2 separate regions of the Mus musculus genome follow, and region 2 is linked to region 1. A link is a contact called in ENCODE Hi-C data. All regions are on one chromosome and are shown on one strand. Each heading gives the region's core, a stretch centred on a gene start or an enhancer-like site at or near the end of the contact. The rest is flanking DNA. Distances are from core to core; before and after follow the strand shown. Region 1 overlaps Tom1l2 (target of myb1-like 2 (chicken)). Region 2 overlaps Drc3 (dynein regulatory complex subunit 3).

What was found. A loop is a pair of places that touch in the nucleus more often than their neighbours do.
Region 2: a map of v-Abl transformed pro-B cells shows a loop between it and region 1 (1.9-fold over the local background). The contact joins two enhancer-like sites. A Hi-C loop is called at or near these places in 3 of 37 maps with a recorded cell type or tissue (gastrocnemius, left cerebral cortex and v-Abl transformed pro-B cells).

Annotation. Positions count from the first base shown.
Region 1 is chr11:60,308,417-60,314,675 of GRCm38, forward strand. All of the region lies in intron 1 of Tom1l2 (target of myb1-like 2 (chicken)), which reads right to left. Among named protein-coding and RNA genes, the nearest start is that of Tom1l2, 41 kb to the right of the region's middle. Within about 2 kb of position 3,302, at least 3 of the 3 ENCODE cell types and tissues checked have a DNase peak (open chromatin) inside an H3K27ac peak, as active enhancers do; they include left cerebral cortex, where a contact is called at or near this core.
Region 2 is chr11:60,393,832-60,400,090 of GRCm38, forward strand. Drc3 (dynein regulatory complex subunit 3) reads left to right here. Exons shown (of 14, transcript NM_029044.2): 14 at 294-502. The coding sequence ends at 407. Among named protein-coding and RNA genes, the nearest start is that of Atpaf2, 20 kb to the right of the region's middle. Within about 2 kb of position 2,982, at least 1 of the 3 ENCODE cell types and tissues checked has a DNase peak (open chromatin) inside an H3K27ac peak, as active enhancers do; it is left cerebral cortex, where a contact is called at or near this core.

The DNA.
Region 1 (6,259 bases), core at 2,052-4,551:
ATTTAGGTCATTGGAGGCAAGACCCACACAAGCAAACAGTATGGCAAATCGACATGAGACTATCCAACCTCAGCAGAAATTGAAGAAATAGAAATGTAAGTGAAACATACTTTTCCCTAACAAAGAGACAAGTCTGAAGCGCCGGATTCCCTGTTAGTGCAGCCTGTCGAGGATAGTCCTAACCGGTCTCTCAGGAGGAAAGACATCCTTTCCACCGTGGCCAGTCCACCTTCTTTACTGCTAGAGCGACCTTTCCAGATCACAAATCTGGCCACGTTATTGGCCTGCACAGAGCCTCTCTGATTCCCCACTATTACTGTGAGGCTGCTCCATCCACAGGCCCTATCTGCTCCTTGCTGCCCTTCTATATGCATATCTGCAACAGTCCTCATCTGCTTCCAGCCTGGTTAACATTTAACATCTTTGGAATGTGTCTACAAACTGTGGAAAGTCTTTCTCAGCCTTCTCTATATACTACCGACCCACTCTAGCCTAGGGCAGACTAGGCTGGGTGCCAGTAAAGGCTGAGCAAATATTAAAGCAACTTGATCCCCACCCCCACCCCCAGCCCCCGAGAGCAAAACCTTACCAGTTTAGTATACTGCACACAGTGGCCAGGCTGCCACTTGGGAAGCTGAAGAGGAAGGTTGCAAGTTCAAGGGACGCCTAAACGACATGTCGGCATCCTGTTTTCAAAAAGGCAGCATCCTGTTTCCAAATTTAAATAATCAAGTTTTAATAAAACTGGGTCTATTAGCTGAGAGTGGTAGTGCACACCTGTAATCCCAGTACTAAGGAGGCTGAGGCCAGCCTGAGTTACACAGAGACCCTGTCTATAAGCAAATAGTAAGAAAATAAACAAATGCTATGTCTCTCAACCGGGTAATTCCACTTGAAAGAATTTATTGTAAGCAAATAATCTAAAACTAAGAAAAGGTTTAGGACCTGAGATGCTGGTTACTGCATCAGTTGTCATAGCAACATGGACAAAAAAGAAACAAACGATCAAGATACCTAACACTAAGGTGACAGTAATGACCACACATTATAAAGTCATGTCAAATGATACTCAGGACAAGGGCCAGACCTCAAAAGGTGTGTGCCTAGCACATGCAAAGTTCTGTGTTCGATTCTAAGAGAGGCAAAAAGAGAAAGCAAAATAGTATTTATATGCTGCTTTCTCACTAGAAAATGCTCACTACGTGTTAAAGGGGGACTAGACAGGGCACACACCATCTATAACGTCATCTCCATAACTAAAAATGCAGTAACAATGCAATACACAGGTCAAGGTATTTACAGGAATAGCTACAGGAAGTAGAGGAATGATATTTTCTTTACTTCTCTATATTTCTTCATACTTTCAAGTTTTGAGGTTCAAGAACCCAGAGTCAGGGGAGAAGACTGTACCAGCTACCAGTTGGGGAAGGCTGGGTCAAAGCAGTGTCTTCTGCTCATGGCATGGCAGCTGCACCCACAAACACAGTAGTCACAGCTGCTTGCATAAGACATGCACAACTTTTCACCATGGGGGTGCTCCCAACAAGCCCCCACCCCTGGCTGAAGAGCTACTGACAGAGAATGGCAGTGAGAGGGAGAGTCACTTCTTCTAAGGGTGTGGCCTTTTCTCAGTGTTCCAGTGGATGGCCCCACATCCATGACTGTCCACACCCATGACTGTCCACACCCATGACTGTATGGGCAGCACAAACTGGACTGTGACAGTTTGTGACACACACACATATATATGTGTGTGTTTGTGCATGTGTGTGTGTGTATGTATATATATATATATATATATATATATATATATATATATATATATATACATATATATATATATATGAAATTCCCAAAGAATAAAACATATATATTCAAACATATATATTCAAAACATATATACTATCTCTCATATATATATCTCATATATATAGGTTATCAGGGCTACAGGCTACACAGTGAAACCTTGTCTCAAAAAAAAAGAGTCCACCCAGGTGGTGGTGGCACACAAGTGGGGAGACAGAGGCAGGCAGATCTCTGAGTTTGAGCCAGCCTGGTCTACAGAGCAAGTTCCAGGACAGCCAGAGCTACAAGGGAAACCCCATCTTAAAAATATAAGTAAATAAATAGGAGTCAGGTGGGGGTCTCAACTCCTCAAATCTTCCATTTTGTCTAAAGTTGCCCCCTACTGTGAGGAGTCAGAATTGCTCTGACCTCCCATGATGTCCTTGTCAGCTCCCTGTCCTACATCATTTGTAACAAAAGCCAAGGGGCAAAAAGGAAGGCAGAGACTCTTTGTCCTTAGAGCTTTAAAGAATAAGAGAGAGAGCTGCTTTCAGAGTAATCGGGCTGCCCAACACGGGTCATTCAACATGACTTCTCATCCCAAAGCAAATGCATGTCCGTACTAACCACTCTACTATAAGAACAGTTTTACTTCTATCTTTGTTAAGAAATGGAAACGGAAGCCCAGGGCATTAATATCCACCCTGATGAATATACTGCTGCATTCAGCGCTTCACATCTGGTCGCCCCGTGCTCAGATCAGGGGGATCCGGTAAGTATGGATGGGTGCAAGTGCACCCAGCCAGATGAAGCGAAGGTTCTTTCCTGCTTGTCTGTGTCATTACAGGGGAGAGTCCTTCCTGGTGATTAAGAACTCTATGTCTTAAGGCTCTGAACTACCCACTGACATTAGCAGCCCTCGGCTCCCTAACAGCTTTCTAAGGCTGACAGACTGCCCAGTACTGACACACAGCCCATATGTTACAGTCTCTTCCTGTGGACTGTGGGAATGAGAAAGAGCCAGGATAAATGGCACTAAATAATGCAGTGTTCCCATGCAGGGACTTAACAAAGGACATCAGAGAGAGCTATTCGGTGAGGGGCAGTAGGAAGGCTGCAGAGCTCCTGCAATAGCCTCCTGCATGTCACACCAGCCCTCCTGAATCTGACACTGTTTAATAGATAACTGCACTCCTTTCTGCCACGTTCAGAAACGTCTCTGCTGCTGACTTCACACAAAGGCAGTGAGTGCCACATGGTTGGCTAGGCTTCACTACACTGCAGGTCGGCTCTGGGAGGCTTGCTCCAGCTACACTGTCAAGAGCACTCCCCTCTGCTGTCCTTCATGCTCACAGTACAAAGGGAAGAGCACCAACCGCTGGCAGAGTGAAATGAGGAGACAGGCTTCAGATAAAATTACGAAAGCCCCTCTCTTGAGAAGAGAGCAGTAGGGGGTGTGCTGTGGGCAGTGAGCAGCTCTCATCCCTGGAATACACAAAGCTGGGCTGGAAGCCACCTGGCAGAATGCCCTAGAAGGGATGATGCTGCCCTTGGCAACCCATTGCACTTCTACCTCTGAGACACTGGGGTCTTTGATTTCACTGGAGCAGCCCGAAGCTGCATTCCTCATTGGGCTGACAACAATCCTGTCCCTGACTAGCATGCTCTATGCAATAAATGACTAACAGGAGAGGCAACAAAGAAGGCTAAGACAGACATTCAAAATGTGATAGTGTAGTCCAGAAGAGATCATGGGACTCAGGACGCTGCAGACCTCTCCAGACTCCACTTTCATGCCTACACACATAAACACACAGGGACAAATTTCAGGAGCCATAAATCAACATCAACAGACCATGACTGGATCTTTTTAAACAATCCTCCTTTTTCTTTATGTATATTGAATGTGTCTGTGTATATAGACAGCACATGTGTCTGTAGAGCCAGAAGTAATGGCTAAGCTATCTCTCTAGCCTCCTTGACTAAATTCTTTAAATTCCTACATGTCTCATCTCTTACTTTATGTAATCTTTACCAGAAGACTAAGGTAGAAACTTTTTACTGTCACTTTTCTCACACAGGAAGATGAGACCCAGAGAAATTATGTGACTACTCCCAATACACACACAAACACACACATATATATACACACACACATACTTTCACACACACATACATACACATATTCAACACACACACACACACACACACACACACACACACACACACACAAGCATGCACCCTTCTCTGCCTGGCTTCCAGGCCAGAACCCTTTGCTTATGAGCTATAACACAGTTTCTCAGTAACAGGATGAAAACAGTCACATTAAGGTCTTGGTAAGCAGCTAGTCTCCTGGTATGCAGCTTCCATCTGAGCTAGCCCTTTCCCAGGACTTGCAGTGAGGCAACCTTATCTGGTCTGAAGGTCCCTCTCTAGCATTGTTCACTTTGGTGCTGAGACTAATTCCAGACAAAAAGCTGTCGGTTTGCTTGGACAGCTGGAGAGAATTCTCAAGCTCAAGGCCTCTCCTCCTCACCTCCTGCACAGTGGCAGCTACAAGATGCATCCAGGCTGCCTGACATCCTTCAGTGCTCCTCATATCAGGGCACAAGCCAATGTCAAATCTACAACTAAAGCTTGGACTTCTGAGTAACGGAAAGGGCACAGATCTAAGGCATGACTTCATCCCTTTTCCAGGGAGAACCATTCACAGTACCCAATCAGTGAACAAGTCTAATGAAGGGCAAGCATTCTCTAATTACCATTTGGGATTTGTTGTTCTTGTCATTATTTTTATCGTTGTCATCATCATCATCTTGTGCTGTGAGAGACAGAACCCGGGTCCTGGCCCACTAGACAAGTACTCTACTTGTCAGATGTACTGCAGCTGAGTAACATTCTTTATTACTGGTACTTACTGAGATTTTCTGGTGCTTAGCTCAAGGATAGGTACCATGAGAAACAGGCCCTCAGAATAATTAAGTTCAACTTAGAAACTGTGGTGGTTTGACTGAGAATGGCCCCCAGAGGCCCATATACTTGAATGTTTGATCCTGAGTTGATGAAATGTTTGGGAAGGATTAGGAGGTGGAGCCATGCTGGAGGAGGTGTGACACTGCGGTGGACTCGGAGGTTTCAAAAATCCACTCCAGGCCCAGTGTCTCTTTCTCTCTGCCTGCAGCCTGCAGATCTGGATGTAAAAGCTCTAAGCTACTTCTTCAGCACCACGCCACCATGCCACCATGTTTCCTGTCATGATGATAATGGACTAACCCGCTGAAGCTGGAAGTAAGCCCCCAATTAAATGCTTTCTCTCAGAAGTTGCCTTGGTCATGGTGTCTTTTCACAGTGGCAGAACAGTAACTAAGACAGACGCCATTTTACAATCCCTGTCAATGAGCATATGTAGGCACTGACCACCAATGGCTGGCTGTTGACACTTCAAACTGAAAGGCAACCCAACATTAAGAGCTTCCTGAGAGAAAATGATTCAACCTCTGAAATAGTTTTTGCCAAAATCTGGGCCCAAAGCCAGACCTGGTAGCACCTGTAATCCCAGTACTCAGAGTGCTGAGACAAGAGGATCAGAGTTCAAAGCCATCCTCTATTCAGACCAGTCTGAGCTATGGGAGACCCCGTTTCAAATGAAACAAAACCCCTGAAAATAAATCTACAACCTCTACATTCAACTTCCAACTTGCACAAAATATGGAGGACAGAGGGAAAGGTGAGCATGCTGAATGACATCCTGGAAATATGATCAGCAAAGTCTGGAGTTAATTTTTAAAAAAAGGCCTGGTGAGTTGATAAAGCACTTGCCACCCAGCCTGACTGATCCCTAAACCCAAGTAAAGAGGAAGGAGAGATTGACTCCTCAAACTCATCCTGTGACCTCCACCTCTGTGCACTGCCAACACCACCAGAGGAGAGACAGAAACAAGAGAGGATTAGGAGGTGGAGCCAGAGAAATAGAGAGAGAGGAGAGACAGAGAGGCAGAGAGATAAAGAGATAGAGAGACAGAAACAGAGACAGAGAATAAAGCAAATTCTAGACTGTGGCAAACACTTCAGGACAAATGTCCTAGTTTCTTCAGTAGGTAAATTATAATTAAAATCACTTAGACAAAGGGCCAACAAATCAAGAGCGAGGAGACACATCAATAAACTAATATTGAACCTCAGTACACCCCAGCCAAACTAACATAGGTGACGTTATAAGGCAACTAGAACTCTGAACCTAACTGAATATACAAGAGTAGAAAACTTCTGTTAAACTTTTAAAATACTTAATCTTTTATCAGTCAGGTGTGGTTGCACACACCTTTAATTTTAGCATTGAGAGGCAGAGGCAGTGGGATTACTGTAAGTTTTAGGCAAACCTGGTCTACATAGTGAGTTCTAGGACAACCAGTTCCAGACAGAGAGATCCTGTCTCAAAAATCAAATAAAGACTTTCTTTGTATTTGTGTGTGTT
Region 2 (6,259 bases), core at 1,732-4,231, 85 kb after region 1:
AGTGACGAATGCCAAGCCACCTGGCTGGTCGGCTTGAGTTTTCTCCAGTGCTATTTTTCATGAGAAACGAAGTAGAGAAAAGAAACAGAGGTAAGGGTTGTAGAATTCTGCAATGCAGGTGGTATGGTCCAGTCATTCCTCATTGTATCTGTAACCCCTGCCTCAGAGAGAGACCAGCAGTGCATGTCAGGGGTGGGGCTGTGAGGTAAACATATTCCCTCTGTCTCTTGGGCCTCAGTAAATGATGTCAGCTATCATAGGCACTGCGCTCTGGTTTTCCTTTCGTTCCCCAGATTCACAAAGATGAGATCATGAGGAACCGTAAGCGAGTGAAGGAGATCAATCAATTCGTCGACCACATGCAGAGTGAACTGGACAACCTGGAATGTGGAGACATTATAGATTAGGTGTCAGCCATTGCCCCTGAGAGTTATGGGATTTTTTTCGTTCACCCCTCTCTCAACACTGTTGGTAATAATTCTCAATATAGAGAAAATTATATAGAGAAAAGGTCTGGTGTCAGTATTCTCTTAGAGGGAGATCACGTATGAGCAGGTCCTAAACCATCCACATGCACACGTCTGGGTGGCTGGCAGTCGGCTAGAGGCGTGGTTATGGCAGAACACTAACCTCGTGCTAGTGCTCTTCTGCTGGCTGTGGCCGTCATGAGCTGCAGGCATTATCTTTCCCAACTCTGGATGCTGAGGACCAGGGAAGCAAGAAGCTGAAGCTCCCATGCGCCCATGTGGAAGATGAGTGGAAACACACATGTGCATGTCTTCCCATCACGGTAACAGACTCCATTCGCAATCACCTTATAGAGTTTATTCTTGATCTTAGTTGCATAGGGTCCAGTCCATGATCAGTTGGTACCATCATGGCAGGCGCACACAGAGCAAAATGATCCACTTCACAGCCAAGAAGTGAGATGAAGAGGAAGGATTGGGGTGTGTGTGTGTGTGTGTCTCAGAATCTCCTTTGATAGCACATCCACAATGACCCAAAGATCTTCCATGAGGCTCTGCCACCCAATAGCAAGACCCAGGGGCATTGGCCTTTGACACACAGGCTTTTAGGGATACTGGGTGACTTCTCCTGGGGAGTCTATTTCTACCTTCCTCGGGTAGGACAACAGACCAGAGAAATACTTCCATCCAAGTCTAGCATGATGGCCAATGGGCTTAATTAGGACTACTTACAGAATGTGAGCAATCTGCTGGCAGAATCTTGCCTTCCCTCTAGCAACTGGTAACTACTTATGTACACCCCTGGGGAGGACAGCAGCCTTAATGGCTCTTGTCTCTTCCCATGAGGGAATTGTTGTTGGGCCAGACGTGTGAGGGACTCTTGCAGATGATCATAGCTGCTGATTCCCAGATGGCAATGGCTATGCCATGCCTAGAGGACAAGAGTTCCACATTCTCTGCTCTGTCGTCTGCCTCTTCTACAGTGCTCCCTGCACTTTGGTGAGGCTGACTGCTAGAGATGCATAGTTATTTTCATCCATTTAGGACTGAGCACTGGCTGCTACGCCTCAATATTTACTTGTTCTCAGTAGTTTAGGCAGGTGTGTCTCTACAGTAGCCACCACTTTAATACAAAAAGAAGCATTGCTGACTAACGCCAATCACAGCAAAAACCTCTGGGCATAAGCACAAATATTAGAAACCAATTTGAAAACCAGACTGGGGCACTGTAGTGATCTGAATATGTTTGGCTCAAGGAGTGGTACCACTTGGTGGTATGGCCTTGGAGTAGGTGTGTAACTGTGGGCATGGGCTTTCAGACCTTCTTCCTAGCTGCCTGGAAGCCAGTCTTCTTCTGTTTGTCTTCGGAATAAGGTGTAGAACTCTTGACTCTTCCTGCATAATGCTTGCCTGAACGCTGCCATGCTCCTTCCTTGATGACAGTGGACTGAACCTCTGAACCTGTAAGCCAGCCCCAGCTAAATGTTGTCTTTATAAGACTGGTCTTGGTCATGGTGTCTGCTCACAACGGTAAAACCCTAAGGCAGGCACATACCTGTAATCCCAGGAAGATCAGAAGTTCAAGGTCATATCATTAATCTTCAGTCATATAGTGAATTTAAGACAAGCCTGGGTTAGAAATACCGTCTAAATAAATAAATAAAAATAAAAAAGGACTGGAGACACAGGTAGGGTAGAGAGAAAGAGCAAGAATGAAAGACCCAGAGGGAGTGTACATATTTTGTTAGTCAAATAATATACATTTAACAAGAAAACAATAGCTTCTCCACTAAAACCTATGCCCTCCTTTAACACAGATTTTGTCCTGGCATGGGTCCCTGTACTGGCTAGTTTTGTGTCAACTTGACACAGCTGGAGTTCACAGAGAAAGGAGCTTCAGTTGAGGAAATGCCTCCATGAGATCCAACTGTAAGGCATTTTCTCAATTAGTGATCAAGGGGGAAAGGCCCCTTGTGGGTGGGATCATCTCTGGGCTGGTAGTCTTGGTTCTATAAGAGAGCAGGGTGAGCAAGCCAGGTGAAGCAAGCCAGTAAAGAACATCCCTCCATGGCCTCTGCATCAGCTCCTGCTTTCTGACCTGCTTGAGTTCCAGTCCTGACTTCCTTGGTGATGAACAGCAATGTGGAAGTGTAAGCCGAATAAACCCTTTCCTCCCCAACTTGCGTCTTGGTCATGATGTTTGTGCAGGAATAGAAACCCTGACTAAGACAGTCCCCACTGTGGAGTGGGTCTTCAATCCAAATGGAACGTAGTTTTTTGTACCCGTGTATCCTGCCACTATTGCACCTGTGGGGATCTTGCATGGATGTCATGCTGACAGCCTAAGACATGAGGCCCACAGCTGAGCAGGACCCTTGATGAGAATTCTCCCCTTGCAGCCTGCTCAGTGCTCCAGCCAGCATGAGCCAGTCGGGAAGGAGCTTCCAGTTCTGGCATGCCGCCAACAGCAGTGGGAACTGTGTATACTGTGTGTGTGCCTAAGAAACCTCCCCCACAAACAACTCGGGGAGGTAGCCCACCCCGGCCCTGGAATTCTTATTCAACAACCTTATGTCTTCTGGCTGTGCCTTCTCTTACTCACAAAGGTGCCTTCTGAGTTGACACTCTTGTATTTGGGGGTTTTGTTTGTTTGAGACAGGGTCTCACTATGTATTAGCCCTGGCTGACCTGGAACTAACTCTGTAGACCAGGCTGGCTTCAAACTCAGAGATGTTGCCTCTGCCTCCCAAGTGCTGGGATTAAAGGGCGTGCAGCATCATGTCTGGTGTTGCTCCTGTTTTGTTTTTTTCTATATAGACACAGGCTGTTGTAGGAAGTTCTCAGCCACTACACTTGGTGGCACTTGTGCCTTACCTAAGTACAAAATTCTCCACACTGTTCACAGATGTCCCCTGACCCCTGCATGGGCTGATTTCCCATGTGTGTGCCTCTTAAGTACATTTGCATGTCCTTCAGATACATTTCTAAATCTGTAAACATCTCAGAAATTAACATTATGTGGTAGATCCTTTTTATAGAGTGGGCAGGTTCTCTGAAGGCCCACCACCATCTGTTCCGAACCAGTGCCAACTGGACGAGGGAGTCAGCAGCTAAGGATACTAAAAACTTAGCTGGTCCAAAACAGCATGAAAGGGTCCCACAGTGGTGCTGTGGGAGGCACTGTGGTATTTAGCTCTCTGCCATCCATAAGCCTTCATGTCTCCTCATCCTGGGCCCAACACACCTCTCTCCAAAACAGTGAACTCAAAGGACCAAGGGGAGCAGGGCCATGCTCATCTGTTATACCAGCCTCTCCATCTGGCTTCCCAGGTCTATCACACTTTTAGCCAGCACCCTGGTGGCGTCTACCTCTCCTTAGCCATACCTGGCTACTCAAGGGCAGGGCAAACATCTCCATACCCAATATATGTTCTTGTAAGAAAGAAATGTACGCAGCTTACTTTGGGGATAGGATAGGGGAGACAGGCTCAATCTTTGCCTGTGCTGCCCAGCTGTCTTCTGAGAGCTGTTGCTCAAGCTTTAATGTCTTCTAGAGCCTCATGAGCTCAGACTTGGCAGTTTTGACTTAAAGTTCCACCTCTACGGGAGTCTTGCTGTATCAGTCAGGGCTCTCTAGAGGAATGCTTGAGTAGGGGGATGAGCAGGTATTAGAGTGGTTTACAGGCTGTAGTCCAGCTTATCTCACAATGGCTCTCTACCATCAGAAGGTCCAAGAATCCAGTAGTTGTTCAGTCCACAAGGCTGGATGATCCAACTGGTCTTCAGTATATGCTGGAATCCTGAAGAAGTAGGCTGTAATGCCAGTGAAGGAATGAACTTGCTATGAGAGCAACCAGGCAGAGAACAAGACTCCTTCTGTCCCATCCTTTATATAGGCTACTCGCAGGAGGAGTGGCCCAGGTTAAAGGTGGACCTTCCTACCTCAAAAAGCTGAATTAGCTGGATTTTACCATTTCAAATGATTTAATTAAGAAAAAGAAAAATTCCCTCACCAGGATCTCAGCATTCAGATCCCTGAGTTAGAGGCCAGCCTGGTCAACAGAGTGAGTTCCAAGGCAGCCAGAGCTACACAGAGAAACACTGTCTTGAAAAACAAAACAAAAACCACAAACCAAAGCAAACCAGTTTTTCTTTTTGAAGAACTGACAAGAGGGCTCAGTAGTTAAAAGCACTTGCTACTTTAAAGGACCATGGTTCGATTCTCAACACTAATATGGCAGCTCGCAACCATTTCTAATTCCATTTCCAGGGAATCCAATGACCTCTTCTGGCCAGTACATGGTGCACATACATACATACAAAATAGACATACACATAAAACAACAAAATTAAAATTTCCCCCCAATTCAAGTAGCTCAGAGACAGGTATCGTGATGCACACCTGTAATCCTAACACTCAGGAAGTTGAGGCAGGACAACTCCAAGTTTACGGCCAGACTCAGCTACATCATTCCAGCTACATAGCTCTATATCTGGGCTATACAGTAAGACACTATCTAAAAGGAGAAGGAGGAGGAAGAGGAGGAAATAGGAGGAGGAAGATGAAGGAGGAAGAGGAGGAGCAGCAGCAGCCATAAAGCACAAAACTTAACCATTTTTGAGAAAAATTTAAATTCCTTGTTATGTTGTTAGTAATCACTGTTAATATTTACTTCCAGAAGTATCTTTTTCTGACTAGTATTGCTCCTGAAATGCTCTTGGTGTTCTGTTTTTGACATCTCTGCACTATTAACTATTTCCATTAAGTTTTACTTTTGCTATTGATGCCTTTCATCTTTCATTAGTTCATTATTTCAGTTTAAATCTAATTAAACATTTGGTACATGTATGTAAGTTCCAAAGTCCTTAATCTTGCATAGTGTCCCAGAGTCTGGTCCCGCGCTGCTGTCACTGTTGCTTTACTAATAATCACCCTTCTAGAAATACTGGAAAAGAAAAAACGTCAAGAGTATTCCCTGATTACAATAGTTTCCTGTGCTAGACCATTGGGGCCATCATGTTAAATCATGGTTTTCCTTCCTCTGTGTTGATTTGATCTGAAGGTACTGTCTATCACTTCTGCTTCATTCCCTTCTCTACCTGTCCTAAGGCTGACATACTTTCCCACTGTGACTTCTTCCTTATACAGGCACTAGTACTTTTTGGGGCAGTCAACTCAGGCTCAGTTGCGTGTCTCACAGTAAAACACACATAACTCTTATCACAGCCTGTTTAGGAATAATTCACATAGGTACCATGTTCAGCGATTGCAATGAGTCCATCAGTCATTTGGGGCTATCTCCTGTACTCTCAGACCCCATCCATGGAAGAGGCATGCCACTCTTTATTATGTACAAGACAATAGCCATCTGTAATCCCCTGTCCTCCACACATACAAGGAGCCTCTACCTTTGGCTGTCTCCGCTTTAGCTGTAGGTCTTATTACCCTTGGCAGGGGCCACACGACGACCACTATATACCAATATACTACTGTAAACCAATAGGGGATGTCTGCCACATAGGACTGATCTCCACCTCAGGTGGCTCAGTCTCAGCTGCAGATGCCCCTCTTAGGCTCATGTTTGGTTCTGTCATGTCTACATATACTTGGGGCACCAAGTAACGTGACTTTCCAAGGAGTCTACTACTCTCTCCAGATAATGACAAACCAAAAAAGCAATTCCACCCAGTCTATCCTGGAGAACCAATGAGAATCTTAAGCTTACTTGCAGTAGAGCTGGCCACTTACTCCAACAATCGTTAACTACTCATGTCTTGAGGAGGGGGCAACC